2 separate regions of the Homo sapiens genome follow, and region 2 is linked to region 1. A link is a loop called in an ENCODE intact Hi-C map of the cell type or tissue named here. Cell type or tissue: HCT116. All regions are shown on one strand. Links, peaks and the distances in the headings refer to the core of each region. The heading gives the core; the rest is flanking DNA. Region 1 has its middle 76 kb from the start of YPEL5. Region 2 overlaps ALK (ALK receptor tyrosine kinase).

What was found. Peaks named below come from ENCODE experiments on the same cell type or tissue, not always from the same donor. Only the 100,000 strongest peaks of a DNase experiment are listed, where the experiment ranks them.
Region 2: it touches region 1 in a loop (2.8-fold over the local background); 5 of 110 quality-filtered maps call a loop at or near these places.

Annotation. Positions count from the first base shown.
Region 1 is chr2:30,066,082-30,076,742 of GRCh38, reverse strand. No RefSeq gene overlaps it. Among named protein-coding and RNA genes, the nearest start is that of YPEL5, 76 kb to the left of the region's middle. In HCT116, for the core only: a CTCF peak has its summit at 4,281 (motif pointing right); a DNase peak (open chromatin) is centred at 4,292; H3K27me3 peaks cover 907 bases.
Region 2 is chr2:29,835,319-29,845,979 of GRCh38, reverse strand. All of the region lies in intron 1 of ALK (ALK receptor tyrosine kinase), which reads left to right. Among named protein-coding and RNA genes, the nearest start is that of ALK, 81 kb to the left of the region's middle. In HCT116, for the core only: a CTCF peak has its summit at 4,395 (motif pointing right); a DNase peak (open chromatin) is centred at 4,408; H3K27me3 peaks cover 3,705 bases.

The sequences.
Region 1 (10,661 bases), core at 911-8,910:
ATCTCTCTCTGTAAGGGCTGTCCCTGTCACTCCCTGCTAGCTCCTACTGGAAGACCTGGGGATACCTAACAGGGTCCTGTGCTCCAGTTTGTCTCTCTCTAGCCCTTAATACTACCAAAAGCTTTCTTAGCCTCTCAGCATCTTTGTTGCCATTTTCTTCCGAACTTCCCATATTCTCAGCTGGCCGCTTTTAGCAACACCTTGGGAGGAAAAAGCATTTAAGAGTTTCGCTCACATCTCTATACTTCCCTTCTCTTTGAGGTCCAGGTTCAATGTTGCACTGTTTTGGTAGCTTTCTGATGTTCGAAAACATCTTTTAAAACAAGAAATATGTTCTCCTTTTTTTAAAAAGAGATGTTCTTAATCGAAACTTGGTCTTGTGCAGGCCATAGTTTGAAGCAGAACCTATGCAGCTTTTGAAAACAATGATTATGTTTTTATTTCTAGAATTTCTTTTCAGATCATTTCAAAATATTCTTAATCCCTTTTTATAGGTTGGAACATAATTTCCATTTCCTATTTCATTAAATGTGTGCACATGGTTTATCAAGATAAAATTATTATAACCTAAAATGCACAAATCTTAATGGCACAGTGTGATGAATTTTGACAATCATATACACCTATGAAACCACTATCTAGTCAATGTATAGAATAGTGCTGTAATCCCAACAACTTCCCCATATATCTTTTCAATTAATTTTCCTCATCTCCCTTAAATGTTCTGGTTTTTGTTACCCATAGATTAATTTTGTCAGTTTTTGTTTGTTTGTTTGTTTGTTTGTTTGTTTTGAGATGGAGTCTCGTTTTGTTGCCCAGGCTGGAGTGCAGTGGCGCGATCTCGGCTCACTACAACCTCCACCTCCCGGGTTCAAGTGATTCTCCTGCCTCAGCCTCCTGCATAGCTGGGATTACAGGAGCACGCCACCACACCTGGCTAATTTTTGTATTTTTAGTAGAGATGGGGTTTCTCCATGTTGTCCAGGCTGGTCTTGAACTCCTGACGTCAAGTAATCCCCCACCTCAGCCTCCCAAAGTGCTGGGATTACAGGCATGAGCCACCATGCCTGGCCTGTTTTGTTTGCTTTTGAACTTTATATAAATAGAATCATACGGTATGTGTGTGGCTTTTGTATCTACCGTCTTCTGCTCAACATAGCGTTTTTGAGATCCGTCCACATTGTAGTTATTCCTATAATTTATTTCCTATCACTGAGTAGTATTTCACTGAATGAGTATGCCACACTTTGTTTATCCATTCTCCTATGGATGAACATTTGGGCTATTTCTAGGTTTTCGCCATTATAAATAAAGTTGCTATAGACATTATTGGACAGGTCTTTTTGTGGACATATGGCCTCTTCTATTTTTACTTAGTTATCTTCTGTATCTGATCATTTTAATACCTGAGTCATTTGGGATGTTACTCTTTGCTTTCTTGTTCATCTTTTCGTGGTGTTTGTTTCCTCGTGGTTTTGGCAGTTTTTGATTTGATGATATTTTGCTGACTGGGAATCCTGAGAATTCGCAGCAATTTCACATTTGCATCTTCCAGGTACCCAGGGTGATTCTGAGTGAGAAGCACTTGAGATTAATTTTTCTTTGGGGTTCCTTATGTAGAAGCAGTATATTTTCAAACCCCTTCTATGGGAAGGAAGGCTTGTGCTTATAAATTTCCAGGAAGCTTTTTTTTTTTTTTTGAGAGAGGGTCTCACTCTGATGCCCAGGCTGGAGTGCAGTGGTGCAAACACAGCTTACTGAAGCTTTGTCCTCCTGGGCTCAAGCATTCCTCCCATTTTTGTAGAGATGGGTGTCTCACCATGTTGCCCAGGCTGGCCTCGAACTCCTGGGCTCGAGCAATCTGCCCTCCTCTGCCTCCCAAACTACTGGGATTACAGGTGTGAGCACCACGCCTGGCTTTATTTATTTATTAATTTTTTTAACCACAACCTGTAGCCTGAGACAGACAAGTTTCCCAGTCAGCCTCTACATTGACACTTCCTCACAGTCACCACTCTTCAGGGCGTAACTCCTCAGAGATCGTGGATTCAGGTAGAGGTCTCACGTCCCATCCTCCACCTTGGGTCTCTCAGTGCCTTGGATCTTTCATGAGACTGTTAACGTCGGGCTTCCAGGCTCTGGGCAGAAGACCCTAGATGTTAAAGTAGGGTAACCTGAGGTTCTCTCATTGGTCTCCTTTTAGGTCCTTCTTCATTTTCATGTCACCAGATTATCCCCTCCCTCTGAACCGAGGTGCCTGTGTTTTAGAAATGCCAGGGAAATGCTTACTGGGGCTGGCAAACAGGAGCATTTGTGGGCTCTGGAGCACCCAGTGCTGGCTGCCTGGCACTGCCAGTCCACTAAGTGGCCTTGAGCAAGTGGCCTGGCCTCCAGGAGCCCCAATTTCCTCACCTGTAAAGTACAGATAATCCTTCCCCACTCCCCGTGGGATTGTGATGAGCACCAAATATGTCTGTGCACGGAGCTTAGCACACGGTAGGCACACATCGGAGGGCTAGTATGAGCTATCAGCCCTCCTCCGCAGCTTGTGGTCAGGTCTGGCAAGCTGTTGATCTTAGCATATGTTAGCAAACTGGTGCCAACAAACATTTTATGCAATGTAGTTTAAAAGAAAACTTGTAATGACTACCAGAAGAAAAAGTAAGTCAACAGGACAAGTCAGTCCAAGACTGAGACACCCGCAGGGAGGGCTGTCTGTCTCTCGGTTTCCCTCTTCACTTTCAGAACTTGTGGATTTCTCTTACTTTCTTCTGAGCCAAGCTATGCATTAAAAAAAAAAAGGTTGTCTATCTTGTACTTTTAGATATTTATAGCACAAGTTCCTCTCCCTCACCACCCACCCTGGCAATATCTGGCCACCTTTTTGCCAGAAGTACAGTCCTCAAAATACTTTTCCCCAAGCTCTGCTCTGTCTTCTGCAGAGGGTATATCTCTGCTTCAGGCTTTCCACTTTCCGCATTCCTATTTTTGGAGTGAGCAGCAAGTCTGCTTACTCAGCATAAAATCCTGTATCGTCACAGGTTTTTTGGATAGTGTTTTAGCATTTACTTCTTTCCCCCTGTCTTTGATCAGAAGTGGCAGAGCTCTTTGCTGGTTTGCTACCTGGTGTCACCAACATCTAGTTTTTTGTCAAGTTTTCTCCTTCGGCCTACTTCCCACCTCCCCTGCCTCAGTGGGCGTGAGTGAGTTCTGAGATGCTTCTCCTTCACTGCCAAGCTCACGGTTGCCGGTTGGCCTGTGTGCTGACTTCTGCAGAAATATGCACCACCCAAGGGCTAGAGAGGGACTTGGCTAATCCCTGCCTGCTCTGTCGACTTGGCCCAAATGGCAGTTACTCCCCATCAACTGGGCTTCAGGGTTTTGGTTGTTTCGTAGTTTCCCTGAAGGTGGATTTTCTTCTCTGTTTTCCATTATTTTTGGAAAGGAGATTTGTGTAGAAAGGCTTTTGCACTGCCATCTTAGCAGAGGTGGTCTGTTCCAGGTGTGAGTACTCCCTGAGCTGCCGTGGCCAGCCTGGAGGCTGGGTCTTATTTTATATTTGGGGCTCCCGATCTGGGACTCTAGATACCCACCCCCATATCTAAGACATCCTGAGACCTGGATTTGTTAATAAATATCTTAAGGCCAGGTGCAGTCGTGCCTATAATCCCAGCACTTTGGGAGGCCAAGACAGGAGGATCCCTTGAGTCCAGGGCTTCAAGACCAGCCTGGGCCCATCTCTACAAAAAGACTAAAATAATTAGTTGGGCATGGTGGCATACGCTTGTAGTCCCAGCTACTTGGGAGGCTGAGGCTGGAGGATTGATTGAGCCCAGGAGACGGCAGCTGCAGTGGACTGTGATTGCACCACTGCACTCTAGCCTGGGCAACAGAGTGAGACCCTGTCTCAAAAATAAAATAATGAAAAAGAGACATACGTTAACCTCTCTGTATCTTAGTCTTCTTTTCATAAAATGGGACTTTGAGGACTTGTGCTACTGGCCATATGAGGTTGTCTTGAGCATCAACTGAGGTAATAAATATGAAAGTACTTTAGAGACAGTCAACCTCTCTCTTTTTTCAGGTCTCATCATGGGAAGAGCGAGCCAGTTCTGTTTCACAGGGTTTGGCTATTTCTCCCATGGTCACCTTACTCCATTCTGCAGCCTAGCTTGCCCTCCTGACCTGGGAAGCCCAAACGCTGCCCTGGCTGTGTGATACCAAGGAGTCCATCCCTCTTCAGTGCCCTGAATACAAAACGGTTGTGGAGAGCCTGGAGTGATCTCAATCACCACTGGGTGTCGCTCTTGGACTCAAAATTGTGTGGTACCTCCAGCTCTGTAGATTTCCTTTCCTCAGCCTTGCTTCTCGGCAGTGAGCGTGGACAGTCTCAATTTCCAGTATGTGTCCCCTGCCTTCTTTTTTTGTTTTTGTTTTTTTGAGAAAGAGTCTCGCGGTGTAACCCAGGTTGAAGTGCAGTGGTGCGATCTTGGCTCACTGCAACCTCCACCTCGCGGGTTCAAGTGATTCTCCTACCTCAGCCTCCCTAGTAGCTGGGATTACAGGTGCCTGCCGCCATGCCCGGCTAATTTTTGTATTTTTAGTACAGATGGGGTTTTACCATGTTAGCCAGCTGGTCTCGAACTCTGACCTCAGGTGATCCGCCCGGCTCAGCCTCCCAAAGTGCTGGGATTACAGGCATGAGCCACCGCACCTGGCCTCCCTACATTCTTAAAATTCTTGGCAGCAACACTTGGAGTCATCAGACAGCATTCATTCAGGCCTTTGCTTTCAGGTGGAAGGTGCTTGTGCCATCCTAATTTATTTTAATTTTTGCCTAACCAACATATGACCAGAAAGGTATGTATCTATGGCCAAAATGTTCATAAGATGAATTTCAGGACTAAAAGTCAGCAAATTTTTAGAATCAGCACATTTGGGACTGGTTATGTCAAGTCCCCTTCCACCACTCTCCCCAAGATTTTGCTGCTAAAAAAATGTTTTAAAAGTGTTGCCTCGGGGTGACCTAGTTATTCTAACAGCAGCACGAGGAAGAGGGAAATTTCTGACTTTACTCCACCAAAGTCCTCCAGCTCCACAAAGCCAATGGCTGCTGCAGTTTAGCTTTTATCTTTCTGGAGCTCTCTAGGGGCATCAACTGTTGATTACTCTCCTGTTTTAAAAATTCTCCCTGAACTTTTGTTCACTATTTTCTCCTGATATATTTGCTAGTTCTCTGGTTCCCCCATATTCTTTCCCCTTAAATGTCATCATTTCCTATGCTGCTGTCCTTGGTCTCTGTTCTTCAACTCTGCACAATCTACTCACCCATTGGTTCCAAATCCACATCTTATATTCAGGCCTTTGTGCATTGCCATCTCTACTTGGGTGTCCTGAAGGACATTGTTTTAGAAAGCAGCTTTATTGAGGTATTTATATACAATAAAATTCATTCATTTTAGGTGTATAGTTTCACAAATTTTGGTGACTGTATAATATATAGTCACGTAACTGCCACCTCAATCAAGATATTGGTCTCAGAAAAATGCACTGTCTCTCACTCTGTAAAATTTCTTTTTCACATCTTGGCCTTGGCTTTCAGTGTTCTCGCACCTCAAAAAGCTTCCTCCTACTCCTTTGCAGTTGGTCCCCTCCCCCACCCCTAACCTAGTCCCTGACATGCACTGACGTCTGCTTTCTGTCGCTATGATGTTTTGCCTTTTCTAGAACTTTAGAAAAATGGAATCCCGTGGTGTATGGTCTTTGTGTTTGACTGCTTTCACTTGACCTAATCCCCACTACCGATGTGTGCAAAAACAATCTCATTTTTCATGCCAGGCTCTGCATGTGATGGCCCCTCCATTCACCCCGACATCAAAGCCAGAAAGCTAAGGTTCACCCTCCCAAGGCCCCTTCCTCTCACTGCCCCCCTCCAATTACACCCCATGCCATGAGTAATTAGTCAGGAAGTCCTAGCGCGTCTCTCTGTTCTGTATTTTTTTTTATTTTTTTGAGACGGAGTCTTGCTCTGTCACCCAGGTTGGAGAAGAAGTGGTGCGATCTCGGGTCATTGACACCTCTGCCTCCCAGGTTCAAGAGATTGTCTTGCCTCGGCCCCCTGAGCAGCTGGGATTACAGGCATGCACCACCACATCCGGCTAATTTTTGTATTTTTAGTAGAGATGGGGTTTCGCCATGTTGGCCAGGCTGATCTCAAACTCCTGGCCTCAAGTGATTCACCCGCCTTGGCCTCCCAAAGCGCTGGGATTACAGGCATGAGCCACTGCGCCCGGCCTATTCTATATTTTTCAGTCCACCTTTCTCTTTATTCTCAAGGTTGCTGACTTAAGTGAGATTCTCTTCATTTCTTGCCTCTCCTAACTGGTCTTCATGCCTCTAGTCAGGACTTTTTCAATCTGCCCTTCTGAAAACTGCCATTGTGACCTTCTAAAACACAAATCTGCCTGTAATCCCAGTCCTTTTGGAGGCCAAGGCAGGAAGGATGGCTTGAGGCTAGGAGTTTGAGGCCAGCCTGGGCAACAAAGCAAGACCCTGTCTCTACAAAACATTTTAAAAATTAGCCAGGTATAGTGGCTCACAAACTGTAGTCACAGCTACTTGGGAGGCAGAATCAGGAGAATCGTTTGAGCCCAGGACTTTGAGGCTGCAGTGAGCTATGATTGTGCCACTGCGCTCCAGCCTGGGCAACAGAGAATGACCCTGTCTCTAAAAACAAAGCTAATATCAAACAAACAAAACCCACAAATCTGCTCTTTACCACTCCCCTACTTCAGTGGTTCCCCATGGCTTCTCTGCTTAGCAAATGACACCCTTCATAATTTGATTTATTTCTGCCTAAATCTCTATATCTTATTTTCCAGAACTCTCTCAAATGCAGCCTATACTCAGCCATTACTTGTGCATCTTTTTCCAAGGGCCATGCTCACTCATGCTTCTGTGTGCATGCTGTTCCCTCAGCCTGGGAAACCCCTTTCCTCCTCCTTCCTCTAGCCAACTCCTACCTACTCCTTAAGAGTCAACCCACCTGACTCCTCCTGTGCAATACCTTCCCTCGCCAGTGCCCCAGACTGGGTTAGGTGCTCCTCCAAGGTGTTCCCTCCATCATAGCGTTGATCATCAGTCATTATCAATCTACTTACTTGTCGAGTTAGTCATCTGTCCCTCCCACTAGACTATAAGTTCTTTGAGGAGTTTGTGTCTTGCTCAACTTTGTTTCCTTGTTCCTAGCACAGGGTCAGGCACATTGGAGGCATCCAATGAATGCCCTCGGAATGACTGAGGGAGGATGGAGGGAGAGATCTGAAGCTTCTTGAGGAGGCAGGGGCGAGAGTCAGGAAGACCTGGTATGGAAAATAAATGCCCCATTCTATGGCCTCAATCATAGATACATCTACTACTGTGAAAGAGGAGAAGAGTTAGGTGGGAGTCCTGGCAGAGAATCCATGAAGGAGAATGAAGTGTGGGAAGGCAAGTTCAAACGCCTGGTGCCCTGGCTTTGGCAGTGAAAGTGTCTGATGAGGGAAGGAGGATAGTGTGAGGGAAAACCAAGAGGGAATGAGATCTTAAATGATGCCACACAACAAAATGAGAGAAGCACATATTCTTAGATTTTTTTTTTTTTTTGAGACAGGGTCTTGCTCTGTCATCTAGGCTTGAGCGCAGTGGCATGATCACAGCTCACTGCAGCCTCTACCTTTCAGGCTTAAGCAACCCTCCTACCTCAGTCCTTCTGGTAGCTGGGAGTATAGGCGTATGCCACCATGTCCAGCTAATTTTTAAATTTTTTGTAGAGACAGGGTCTCAGTTTGTTGCCTGGGTTGGTCTTGAACTCTTGGGCTCAAGGAATCCTCCTACCTTGGCCTCCCAAAGTGCTAGCATTACAGGTGTGAGCCACTGTACCTGGCCTCATTCCTAGATTTTTGTGTGAAACAAAGACTCCTGAGTCCCAGACAGTGTTGTTTTCACACCACACACTAGATGGGTCCCAATTGTTGTTTCTTACCATGAACAGGGTCCTGTAGTTTTCACAGCACTTTCCCAAGCACTGTCTTATGGTTTCTGCACATCAACCCAGGAAAGCAGACAAAGATGAGATGATGAATCCTGCCTAACCAATGAGGAATCAGAGGCTAAGAGATTCTAGCGCCTTACTCATGCCACAGGGCTGGACCTCTTCCTATGACAGCTTCTGTCTCTAAGGTGAGACCTTGGGCTGAGTTGCCAACGTCAGTTGTGTTTAAAAATGACATACCTGAGAAGGCTGTTGACTATTTGCTGACTCTACAATGAGACAATAGAGACCTGACAAAGGATGTCCAGAGGTGGAAAAAGCTACTGTAGGTTGGAGAGCAATCTCTGAGTGAATGAAATGTTGGAACCATTTAATGTTAGGTGAACAGGAGAACTGTGAATTCCCTAAAGTCTAATGTCTTCCAATTGCACAGCTGGGGCAGCTGGCCAAGGAGACTTTGGACTAGCTGGAGCTTTATGGGATGAAACATTTCCTGTGGTGGTACCTTTTCCTTTTTTTAATGAAACAGAAAAGAAATGATTCTCAGAGGAGAAAAGAGATTGTCATAAAAGGAGACATTTTTCTTTTCACTCTTTAGTAGATGTTGTTGTGTTAAATGCTGTTGAATCTTAATACCATACTATCAATCTTACCACAATATAAAATACGGAAATTTTTGTTTTGAATGGAAGATCAGCATTTTTCTTAGTCTATATAATCTAGAGGTTAAGAATACAGGTTAGTAAATCCTGGCTGCACCACTTACTAGCTGTAGGACCTTTTTTTTATTTTATAGAATTGCTTATGCATTCTATACCTTAGGTCTGCTTCTACCACATAGGCTTATTTAAGTATTAACTAATATAATCAACAGAAAGAATTTAACATATTGTTGATAATATTATAATAATGTAGTTTATGTTTGCATGTAGCTTGTTTTAACTTTTTTTTTTTTGAGACAGAATCTCACTCTACTGCCCAGCCTGGAGTGCGGTGGTATGATCTTGGCTCACTGTAGCCTTCACTTCCTGGGCTCAAGTAATCCTTCTGCCTCAGCTTCCCAAGTAGCTGGGACTATAGGTATGCACCACCACACCTGGCTAATTTTTTAATTTTTATTTTTGTAGAGATGAGGTATTTTTTACTATGTTGCCCAGGCTGGTCTCGAACTCCTGGCCTCAAGGGATCTTTCTGCCTTGGCCTCCCAAAGTGCTGGGATTATGGGCATGAGCCACCGTGCCTGGACCCATTTCATTCTTATAATAACCATATGAAATAGGCAGGGCAGGTATTATTATTGCATTTCAAAATTTTTTTAATTTTTATTTTTTGTGGGTACATGGTAGGTGTATATATTTATGTGGTACATGAGATATTTTGATACAGGCATGCAATGCATAATAATCACGTCAGGGTAAATAGGGCATCCATCAAGTTAAGTATTTATCCTTTGTGTTAAAAACAATTCATTTATACTCTTAGTTATTTTGAAATGTATAATTAAATTATTATTGACTATAGTCACCCTGGTTGTGCTATCAAATAGTAGTTCTTATTCATTCTTTCTATGTGTTTTTATACCCATTAACCATCCCACTTCCCCCACTAACCCTCAGTACACTCAGCCTCTGATAACCATCCTTTTACTCCCTATCTCCATGAGTTCAGTCATTGTAATTCCTTTTTCAAAGAATAGGATCTCGCTATGTTGCCCAGGCAGGTCTCAAACTCCTGAGCTCAAGCTGTCCTCCTGCCTCTGCCTCCCTAAGTGCTGAGATTATAGGCATGAGCCACTGTGTCTGGCAGAACTCCTTTTATATTCTGATTCTTAATCCTTGTCAAATGGGTAGTTTGCCAATATTTTCTCTTATTCTTTAGGTTGTCTCTTTACTTTGTTCTTTCCTTTGGAGTGCAGAAGCTTTTTAACTTGATGTGATCCCATTTGTCCATTTCTGCTTTGGTTGCCTATTCTTATGGGGTATTACTCAAGAAATCTTGGCCCACTCCAATGTCCTGGAGCATCTCCTCAATGTTGTCTTTCAGTAGTCTCATAGTTTGAGGTCTTAGATTTAAGTATTTAATCTATTTTGATTTGGATTTTGTATATGGCAAGAGATAGAGGTCTGGTTTCCTTCTGCTGCTATGGATATCTAGTTTTCCCAGCACCATTTATTGAAGAGACTGTCTTTTTCTCAATATATGTTATTGGCACCTTTTTTGAAAATGAGTTCACCGTAGATGCATGGATTTGTTTCTGGGTTCTCTATTCTGTTCCATTGGTCTATGTGTCTGCTTTTATGCCAATACCATGCTGTTTTGATTACTATAGCTCTGTAGTATAATTTGAAGTCAGATAATGTGATTTCTTGAGTAATACCCCATGAGCAGTTTTGTTCCAGTTTTGTTCTTTTCGTTCAGAATAACTTTGGCTATTCTGGGTGTTTTGTGGTTCAGTATAAATTTTAGAAGTGTTTTTTCTATTTCTGTGAAGAATGTCATTGGTATTAGAATGGTGCAAAAGTAATTGCAGTTTTTGTCTTTGAAAGTAATGGCAAAAACCACAATTACTTTTGTACCAAACTTAATATTTTGACAGGGGTTGTATTGAATCTGTAGATTGCTTTGGGCA
Region 2 (10,661 bases), core at 1,283-9,282, 230 kb after region 1:
CTTCATGAGGCAGGATTTAGTATGAACCTTGGATGGGAAATAAAGTTGTGCATTGTGCTACAGAGAACCCTGGCATGAACTGGAGCACAGACACTTTTTAAGAGTGCTGTGGAGAGTCACAGTTCCCAGAATCTGTCTTGGAGCACCAGCACCCAAGAGGTGCTCCTCAACCAAAGGTTTCTGGGAGTCTTCCAAAAGTTTGGGGAAATGGTAAACTAGATTTTATTCTCCAAGGTTAAAAAATGTGTCCGGGCACAGTGGCTCACACCTGTCATCCTAGTACTTTTGGAGGCTGAGGCAGGTGGATCACCTGAGGTCAGGAGTTTGAAACCAGCCTGGCCAACATGGTGAAATCCTGTCTCTACTAAAAATACAAAATTGGCCGGTCATGATGGCACATGCCCGTACTCCCAGCTACTTGGGAGGCTGAGGCAGGAGAATCGCTTGAACCTGGGGGGTGGAGGTTGCAGTGAGCTGAGATAGTGCCATTGCACTCCAGCATGGGTGACACGAGCAAAACTCTGTCTCAAAAAAAAAAATGTCGTTAAAGGTTGAGGAAGCCTTGCAGCAAAGACACCTGTCTCACCTTTTGTAATCCAACATGTCCCAAGCTTACTTAACCGTGAAACCTTATTTATTTACAGAGTCCCTATTAACATCCCCCAGAATTAAAGTGCCAGGGAACACCCTTTGGGAATCACTGTTGAAGAAGAAGCCAGGGTTTGTGTGAGCCTGAGGGATCAGTAGCATCTGTGATTCAGCACTTGTGCCCGTGATAATTCATGGTGATGATCCCCTCCAGTGACTCAAATCATTGAGTGTCAACTGTGCCTATGTTAGCCCTGATCCACTTGCTTTATTTTCATTTTGCTAGCAGGACAAGGGAGTGCCTGGAGACAGGAAATGAGTAAACTCACATCCATAACCCCCTGGGACTGGGCTGAGACTGGGTTGGTTATGAAAATGCTCTTGGGCCTTAGACGACAGCCCCGGAACCCCCAGTGATAAGCTTCTCAAAGAGTTGAGGTCCACAGCCTGTGAGGAGCCTTTCTGTAGGATGAGCAGTGTGTGTACTGTGTGTGTGTGCCTCTGTGTGTGTGTGTGTGTGTGTGTGTGTGTGCAGGGGGGTTATCAGGGTGAAGGTGATTGCATTCTCAGCTCATCTCTGCTGCTAGCAACATCAAACACATACTTTTAAACTTTTGGCTCTAATTTCCCTGCTGATGACAGTAAACCTTAGTTTGTCAGTCACTTGGATGGATCTGGGTTGGTTTTCGGCTCATGAATCGTAGAAATGGAAGTGACGTAGTAAGAAATCATCCAGTCTCCAGTCTCCTCCCCTAAGAACCAGGACAATGGTTCTAACCTTCAGAAGATTGTGAACTCCTTTGGGAATCTAATAACAGCTATGGACCTAACCCCAGAGAAAAAGCACAAATGGAGATTCAAGTAACATTTCACCTACTATATCAGAGGTTTACAGGCCTTTTTATGTCCTTGGTACCCCTTATGTGTGATATGGTTAATAACTGTTCCTTGAATACCTATTTAAATCCTGTTGTTCATTGTCTCACCTTGCTCTTAGGATAAGGTAAAATATTCCCTAAAATGGCACACGAGGTACATGATCTGCACCTGCTCCCCACTGGCCCCGGGGGGCACTGCTCATTCTCTCTGCCCCCATCTGCTGCTGGTCTAGCCACGCAACAGCACCTCTGAGAGTTCTTGCTCTTACCCACCCCTGCTTTCCACAAGGCATATGCATGCGTTGTTTTCTTTCCCTAAAATGTCTTTTTTCCTTTGTTGTCCAGACAACTCCTTCTTATCCTTCAGATAGCAGTTCCGGGGTGACTTCCTCAAGGAAATTTCCTTCACCTCCTTTTCCAGAACTTATACAACAGATCATCCATTCTATGCCCTTTACCAAGTCCTATATGTCAGATTATCCATCCTGTATTCTCATAGCACTGTAGACGTTTCTTTCAAAAGCGTATGTCACAGTTGAAATTTACCTCTGTTTTTGAGATTAATTAATTAAGGCCTGGCTTCCCCCACTAGACAGCAAGTTTCATGAGGGCAGGTGCTGGATCTTTGGTGCCTAATAATGTGCTCAGCATACAGTAAGTGCTCAGTAGTAACTTCGCGTAGGGTGAGAGTATGATCATTGATTATGAATGCTCCCTATATATCAAAGCAACCCATTCCATGGTCCCAGAGATTTTGTTCTGTTAACTTCTGGTTTTGAAAAGTGACAATTTTTTGCTTGCATCCATTTTACTGACAAATTATGGGAGGTTTTGTCCTTTAAGTAAATCAATGACCACTTTGGTCTTTGCAAAGCTGTTGGCCAGGGTTCTACAATAGAAATCCCCTTCAATGAATTCAGCGTCAGGCAGAACTTGGACATCACTCTGCCCACCCTCAGGCTGCAGGAGTATATGATAACCATATCCATCAGCAGCCATCCATATGATCACATTTACATTTCTGTCCTTTCATAATTCCTGCCATCATTCCTGCCTCCCTTTCTTCTTTTCTTCCTCCTTCCTTCTTTTCTTCCAGCAGTTGCACAGGTACCCTCGCAACCTAAGTAGAGAATGTGACACACACGCACACCATACACACACACCACACACACAACTCTTGGAGGAAATTTTATGTGTATATGTGTGCCCCGTATGTGGGAGTAGGTGTAAAGTAGGGCAAAATTTCACTACCAATAATTCTGATTCATAGTTGAAATTGACTCTGCATGGTAGTGGGGCACCGAGACCCCTTCTAGCTGGTGGGTCTTTTCCCCTCATCCCCATTGATATTCCCCTCCTCTCCATGAACACAACCTAATATTGGTATTACTGAAGTCTCAAGCCCCAATATTTTTCTTACCCAATCACCCTTACCTGCTCACTCTGCCCCTGCCATTTGGTCCAGCTGCGTTCTGGGGACTTCATACAGTGGGGAGAACCTCACCTCACAAGGATGAGAAGCTGTGGGCATTCCCTGTTCTCATTTCCTCTGTCCTTTATGCTAGAGCATTTGCTCCAACCTCCACTTCCTTTCAGTATCCTGCCACAGAAACATCCGAGGAAGATGGGAAGCCTATAGTTTCCCACCTGCAACTCATTTCCCCACCTGCAAGAGAGGAATGTTGGTGGAACCAGGTGCTGGAATGGATGTTTGCGCAGCCCCAGGAGCTCAGTACACACTACTGTTGTTAGGTCTACACAGTCCAATGCAGGCACATGACAAAGCTGCTCTGATAGAAATGAGCCCTGCCTGCTCAGTCCTTTCTTACTATCCTCCATCTCCATGTGGTCCAGTCCCAGCCTGTGGTCCATGCTATGGGTCCTGGAGGTAATCAGCTGTCACTAAATTGAGAACTGTCCAGAGTCTTCACTGCCCCTTAACCATAACTAACCTGGGAACTTGAGTGTTTATCCTTGGAGAGTGAAGTGGTAACTGTGTGGGGTAGTTGGTGAGAAAGTTCATTGTCAAGTGGGAAGAAGAACAGACATGTGGGATATAGCTGTGTGCCCTGGTAAAGCCTGAGAATGATGGTCAGTACAGCCCAAGAACACCCCCAGATTCAGATTCTTCGTCCAGTTCTTGCTTTTTCTGAAGTGTGACGGTGGGGCTTTTCTTGTATTCCTTCCAATAAATCCCTTGTTACTTGAAGTCACTCAAACAAATATCTGTTCGTTGCAACCATGAGAATCTAGCCAGAACCTCTCCTCGGGTCTTTCATAGATATAATATATATTTTTTCTTTTTTAGGATGGTCATAGATGTATCTGCCATATTTAACCTATCACACTACAGGCTTCTTAAGGCAGGCTCTCCTTCAAAGTCAACTTTCTAGCTTCTGATGAAAATTGGTTTGAAAAAAGAGAAGGAGGGAAGGAAGGAGGGGGGAGGATGGAGAAAAAGAGGGAGGGAGAGAAGGAAGGAGAGGAAGAAGGTAGAAAAGAGGAGTGAAGAGGAGGATGGAGGAAGGAAAGGAGAAGGGAACGTTAGTTTTCAGGAGGGACCTGCATAGCCTATACGTCATTACACTGTGTACCATGGCTGGGGTAAGAGTGGAGGATGAGGTAGGTCAAAGGCATAAGGGTCAAGGAACAGTTATTGGCTAAGTTTTCCATGAAGAAGGGTCAGATAAGGCCTTGATTCAGAACAGAGAGTTTTGTTTTTGGATAAACTAGTTTCGATGGGTATTTTTGGAAGATGAAGAAATGGAAGTTTATTTCATTGTCAATTCTGCCCGTTTCAATTTGGCAAACAGATTTCTTCACTCCCCTTTGTGTTTCAGACAGCACTAAGGCTCTTGTTCATTGTAACTCCCCAGGACTCACGGAGCGCAGCCCCCAGCAGAGGCTGCCTGCTATTACCCAGAAGGCCAATAGAGGGCTCCCAAGAACACTGAGCAAAATTTGGTGGAAGACATCAAGATGTTCAACTGTAATGGCAGTACTGGTTATTATCCTTCTCTAACATACAAACTGATAAGACTGTATTCATATGATAAAGGTGCAAATGGAAGAGCACCTGCCATGAATGCAATAGAAGCAGTTGCTGCATTAAGGAAACTTGGATTAGATTAGCTTTAAGTTTCTTTCTGAACACAAGCCAGTGTCTTGACCGGAAGTATCTCTTCTAGAATTAGCTGATGATAGAGCTTTATAAAACACTTGCATGTTGGATATGTTCAAGACTTGATTCTGTTCACTATGTTATCTTGGAAAAAATTGCTTAATATCTCTAGGCATTATTTTGTCTTTTTTTTAAATGATGGGGGTAATGTTAGGGTAGTGGGAGTTTGGCTTTTTAAGACCTTTTAAGGTAAAATCTTCTGTTACTATAACTGATAGAAACCACATTCAGAAAAATCTGGCCGAATATGATTTATTCAAAGGGAGAAGAGTTAATCCTATCCCCTAACACAAGGCTAACAAAATGATTCTTAGAGTAATACTTGGAGCGGTGACTGCAGTGTTTGATGGCCATTGAGTTAAGACAGTATAGTGAGGGTGAAAAGATAACAGTAGCCGTATCTAAAAGACTTAGATTGAAATCTTGACTTTATTTAATAGCAAATCACTTCACCAAGTCTCAGTTTTCTTAAATCTGTAAAATTGGGATAATCCAAATTGCCTTGTCTACTCCAAAGTGTGAAGGTCAGATAAGATAATGCAATAGAAGTATTTTGCATACTACAATGTGCCATGTAAATGTTCAGTTATTAATAGATGCAATAACTTAATGTTTCAAATTTTAGTGACACAGTATGTGTGAAAGTCTGAAATTCTTTCTTTCCCGAATTCAAGATCTCATATAGCCATACTGCAGCCATAGTTTTTCTTTGTAATCTTTCAACAGAAAACACATTTGAAAAGAGACATAGAAAGATTTCTGAGATGCAAAGGGAAAGGAATTAGATTCATAGATTTTAGAACAGAAAGGAATTCAAGAAACTAAGCAAAACCAGATGATTTATAGACAATATTGAGAATATGTTTGAATTACTAACTGTTACTAGACTGAAGTGGGAACTGAGCTTTGTCTTTATCCATTTATTCTTTCATTTCAGTTGCTTGAAGTTCTAGGAATCCACATTTTGGAACTGTGGAAAGAACTAGAGTCTTGCAGTGGGATTATCTATCTCTTTATCTCTCCAAGCATTTGTAGGACATGTACCTATTTGCCAGATACCACGTTAAATGCAGGAGGCAATACAAAGATGTACAAGATATTGCCCCTTCCCTCAAGGCACACTGAATACTCTGCCTGTCACATAGTAAGTGACTTAAAAGAAAGAGATAGATTTCTGGGTTTGTTTTTGTTTGTTTTAGGATATATGAGACATATATGTCAAGGAGGCGGTATAACGTAGCAGTTAAGAATAAAAGCTATAGATTTAGACAGCTTTGCACTGTAATCTCAGATTTGCTAAGTAGACTAGCTTTGTCTTGAGCAAATAATTTGGCTTCTCTAAACCTGAGTTTCCTCCTCTATGAATTGTGTTAATGCTGCCTACCTTGGAGCATGACTGTAAGGATTAAATGAGCTGATGTGTGTAAAGTGCTCAGCACTATGAGTAGTGTGTAGTAAACTCACAATTATTATTATATCATTATCATTATTACAGAGCGACACAACACCAAGTCATAATATATCTCACAGAAGAGACACCAAGAGCCACAGAAATCCAGAGAAGGGAGCACTCAGCAAAGGCTTTGTGGGGAATGACCCTGGACCATTTAAGGATAAGAGAATTTTCTATTGGCAGAGATAAAGAAAAGGTCATTCCAGAGAACGCAGAAGAAGGGACACAAACAAAGGAGGGAAGCAAGAGAGAATGTGCCAAGGGCTGGGAATGGCGAGACAACCATTTTGTCATGAACAAAAAGCTTGTGTTGTGATCACTTAATGTATTCATCCTGACTCTGAAATTTCCATAAAGATACCTTGCCATGTCTCCCTGTGTAGAAAATTGCCGCAATTATCCTAATGCTTTGCTGGTCTGAATTGGAAGGCAGTTATGTGAAATCTTGAAGATGATGAGATTTGTTTCCTGGAATTCTCAGCCACTCATTCTTCTACCAGTTTTCTCTCTCACTGGGTCCTCCCCTCTGCCAGTCATCCGGCATCTCTAGGTACTTAAAAAAACTTACTCATCTTTCTTATTATATAAATAATATTTGTTTATTGAAGGGAGATTAGAACACGCAAGAAAATCTATCTCCTGTGACCCCCATGGAATTTGACCCAGCCATCTCCTCAAAAACACATTCTTAGAAAAGAAACAGATAAACTAATTTGCACTAAGGTGGAAATGGTTTTCAATGGGACCAATTTAAGAGCCCTTTGCAGACTACCAGGCCTAGAACTTCAGAATATATAAATAATTATCAGTGTAACTTTAGGCATCAGAAAGCATATAGGGAAGTCATTTTGGGTGGTAAAAGTGATGCCAGTATCTACTTAAAACATTAAAGTATATTATACATAAGCTGTTGGGTTGTGCCTTTTAAATAACTTTTAAACATTTTTATTCAAAAATAATTTAAATAATTTATATACCATGAAAACACTTATCTTTTGTGTCCAGTAGGATGAGTTTTGACAACTGCATGCACCTGCATAACCCTCTTCCCTATTGAGATATATAATATTTCTATCATCACAGAAAGGTTCCTCATGCCCCTTGCCAGTAATCTCCTCTACAGAGGCAAACACTGTTATTCATTTTTCACCCACAGGTTCCTTTTGTCTGTTCTAGAACTTCATATATGTGAAATGGCACAGATGTACTTTTGCATGTCTGGCTTCTTCCACTTATCATAATATCTGAAAGATACATACACATTGTTGACTCGATCAGTGGTTTGTTCCTTTTTATTTATAGTATTCTATTGTATGGTTATTCCATTAGTTTGTGCATTCTCCTGTTGATGGACATCTGGATTATTTCCAGTTTGTAGCTATTATGAATAGAGTTGCTATAAACATTTTTATACAAATCTTTTATCTTTCTATCATTAGTTTTTAACAATTTGATTATGATGTGCCCTGGTAGAGCCATCATTGTATTTATCATGTGTGGGTTTCATTGAGCTTCTTAGATCTGTAGATTTGTATTTTTCATCAAATTTGGGGAAAATAATCAACACTATTTTCAAAAATAATTTTTCTGACCCAACTTTTTGTCTCACTTTTATTTAGGCCAATTACATGTATGCTACACTGCTTAATATTTTTCCATAGATCACTGTGGCTCTGCTCCTTTTTTTCCTTTTTAACATTTTTCTACTCTTTAGTTTTGATAGTTCCTATGACTGCTCTTCAAGTTCACTAATCTTTTCTTCTGCAGTGTCCTCTGTTGTTAAGCCCATCCAGTGAACTTTTCATTTTAGATATTGTATTTCTCTGTTCTAGAATTGCAGATGGATTCTTTTTAAAATTTTTTTGCTTACCATTTCTCCATTGTAATTGTTTCTTTGTTTCTTTATTAAATTCATATTTTCCCTTAAATATATGAACAACTTACAATACCTATTTTAAAGTCATTTAAATGAATGCTAATCAATTCTTCTCTATCAGTTCTGATTTGTTTCTATTGACTGGCTTTTCTTCTGGAAATGAGTCACATTTTCTTTCTTCTTTGCCTATCTGGTAATTTTTGATTGTATGCTAGACATTATTGGTGTTACATTATTGACTGCCTTGGTTGTATTGTCTTCCTTAATAAATAGTTGAATTTTGTTCTGGCAGGCAATTTACTTGTGAATCAGTTTAGTCCTTTTGAAGCTTGCTTTTAAGCTTTTAAAGAGATGATCTAAAGTAGTCTTTAACCTAGGGCTAGTTTAGGTCTACTCCTAAGCATGGACTTTCTGGGGCTTCTATGAATTTATCGAGGATTCTCCACAGTCTTGTGCCATCTCCAGTAGATTGGGGTACAGTATCTTGCAGTTATGGGAGCAATTATCTTTGGTAATTTTTCTTTCTCTAGTAGATATTTTCCTGGCTCTGTGAAGTCTTATACTGCACATGTGCAGCACAGTATTCAGCCAAAGACTCAAGGGAATACCTATGCACATATGTAGATCTCATTGTTTGCACTGCTCCCTTCTTTCTGGTGCCATATCCTACAAATTCCAGGCACCTCAGTAGCTCCAAATCCCAATATCTCTTCCCTGGCCTCAGCAAGACCATGTTTTGGCCTTCTTTTGTGATGTCACTCTCCAACAAGTGCCTCCAGATAGAAAATGAGGTCAATTCCATGCCTTACCTTATCTGTTTCCCTACAGAAAATTATCTGTATAATTCCGGATAGGCTAAGTTATACTGTGAAACATACAACTCTCAAAATATCAGTGGTTTAAAACAACAGAGGACAACTTCTAGTTCATAATACCTCTCTATCAAAAGTTGAGGGGGATGTCTGTGTTCACAGTGGGATCAGGGATTACAGTCCTTTACTGCCTGCTGTCCAGTGTTTGAAAGCAGTTATTTAATATGAATATTTTTTAGTTTCAAAAATGTTTGCACTAGGACACATAGCTCTGTACCAGTTATTTTATCTTGACCAAAGTGAAAGAACACATAAAGTAATGCTGTCAGTTCATTTTGCATATGGAGGAACTGTAGCATTGACCATGGATTACCTAAGAGCTCCATATTAAGCTGGAATAACAGTGACATTTTTCAGCTCCTGGTTTCTCCAACCAACCATGTAATCTCTAGTAGAAAGTAAATAGATTTTGGAGCTAAATTGATATTCATGAAAACCAAAGCATGTTTCACAAGGAGGTAACAGATTAGGGGTCTAAGCTCTGATTTGCTGCAGTAGCCATTAGTGAAGTTCTTCCTTATTCTGGCTTAAGGTGATATTACACTTACTTATACTTAGCAGGACAAACTCTCTTCTAGTTGGATGGGGCCACAAAATTAGCTCTGGCTAGGGAGTTGTGAGCAGAAGTGGTATATGTCAGTTCTGAGTGAACACTTATTGCTGACACGAGCATTCCAATCTCTATTTTTTTCATGGTGACTAGCAGTGTTCAAAATGGTGACTCGGTCAGCCTGGGTCTCTAAGTGACTAATGTTAGCAGAGAGCCCCTCTCTACTTTCAATGGCCGGGTAGTATGAGCAAGAGGTAGTTCTCTATTATGTCCAACCACTGCAATTTTTGAGGTTTGTATATTTTCATAATGTAATTTAGCCTAACCTGAGTGATACAGATAACTTTGATAAAATTTGCTATTTTGATTGTCTAGGTTGGTTCCCCAGAAGCAGACCCTGAAGTGAGAATTAGTATACAAGGGACTTATTAAAAGAAGTGCTCCCTGGGAACATTGCTAAGGAAGTGCAGGAAGCAGGATGGGGAAGGGAAGAAGCTGAGTTATGGAATGATCTCAGGCAAAACCCCCTCATTTGTCATGCTGCAGCATGATCTACAGGGGAGCTATGGAATGGAAGTTGTGCCTCGGTGATGTCTCAACTCAAGGCAAGTGAGTTGGACTATATTAGTCCATTTTCACACTGCCGATAAAGACATACCCAAGACTGGGTGATTTGTAAAGAAAAAGAGGTTTAATGGACTCACAGTTCCGCATGGCTGGGGAGGCCTCACAATCATGGCGGAAGGTGAGGCTTGTCTTACATGGAGGCAGACAAGTAAGAACGAGAGCCAGGCAAAGGGGGTTTCCCCCTATAAAACCATCAGATCTTGTGAGACTTATTGACTACCATGAGAACAATATGGGGGATACCACCCACATGATTCAATTGTGTCCCATCAGGTCCCTCCCATAACTCATGGGAATTATGCGAGCTACCATTCAAGATGAGATTTGAGTGGGGACACAGGCAAACCATATCATGGACTTTCTTATATCCACATACAGTCTGGGTTGGGGAAGGGAGAGTGGTGAATGGGGAATCTGTAGAAGGAGATACACGAACATCTGGATGAAGCACCAGCATGGTATACTACTGTGATCCCAGGGGAGAAAGAAAACACTCCATAACTTCATTTTCAGTTCTGTACAATGGGAAGACACATCGTTTCTTGTCTCTTGTAAGAATGGCATGGAAGAAATGCACAGCAATGTTATTTGAGGGTAGAAATGCTGGTGGTTTCAGTACTCTCAGATGGAAATACC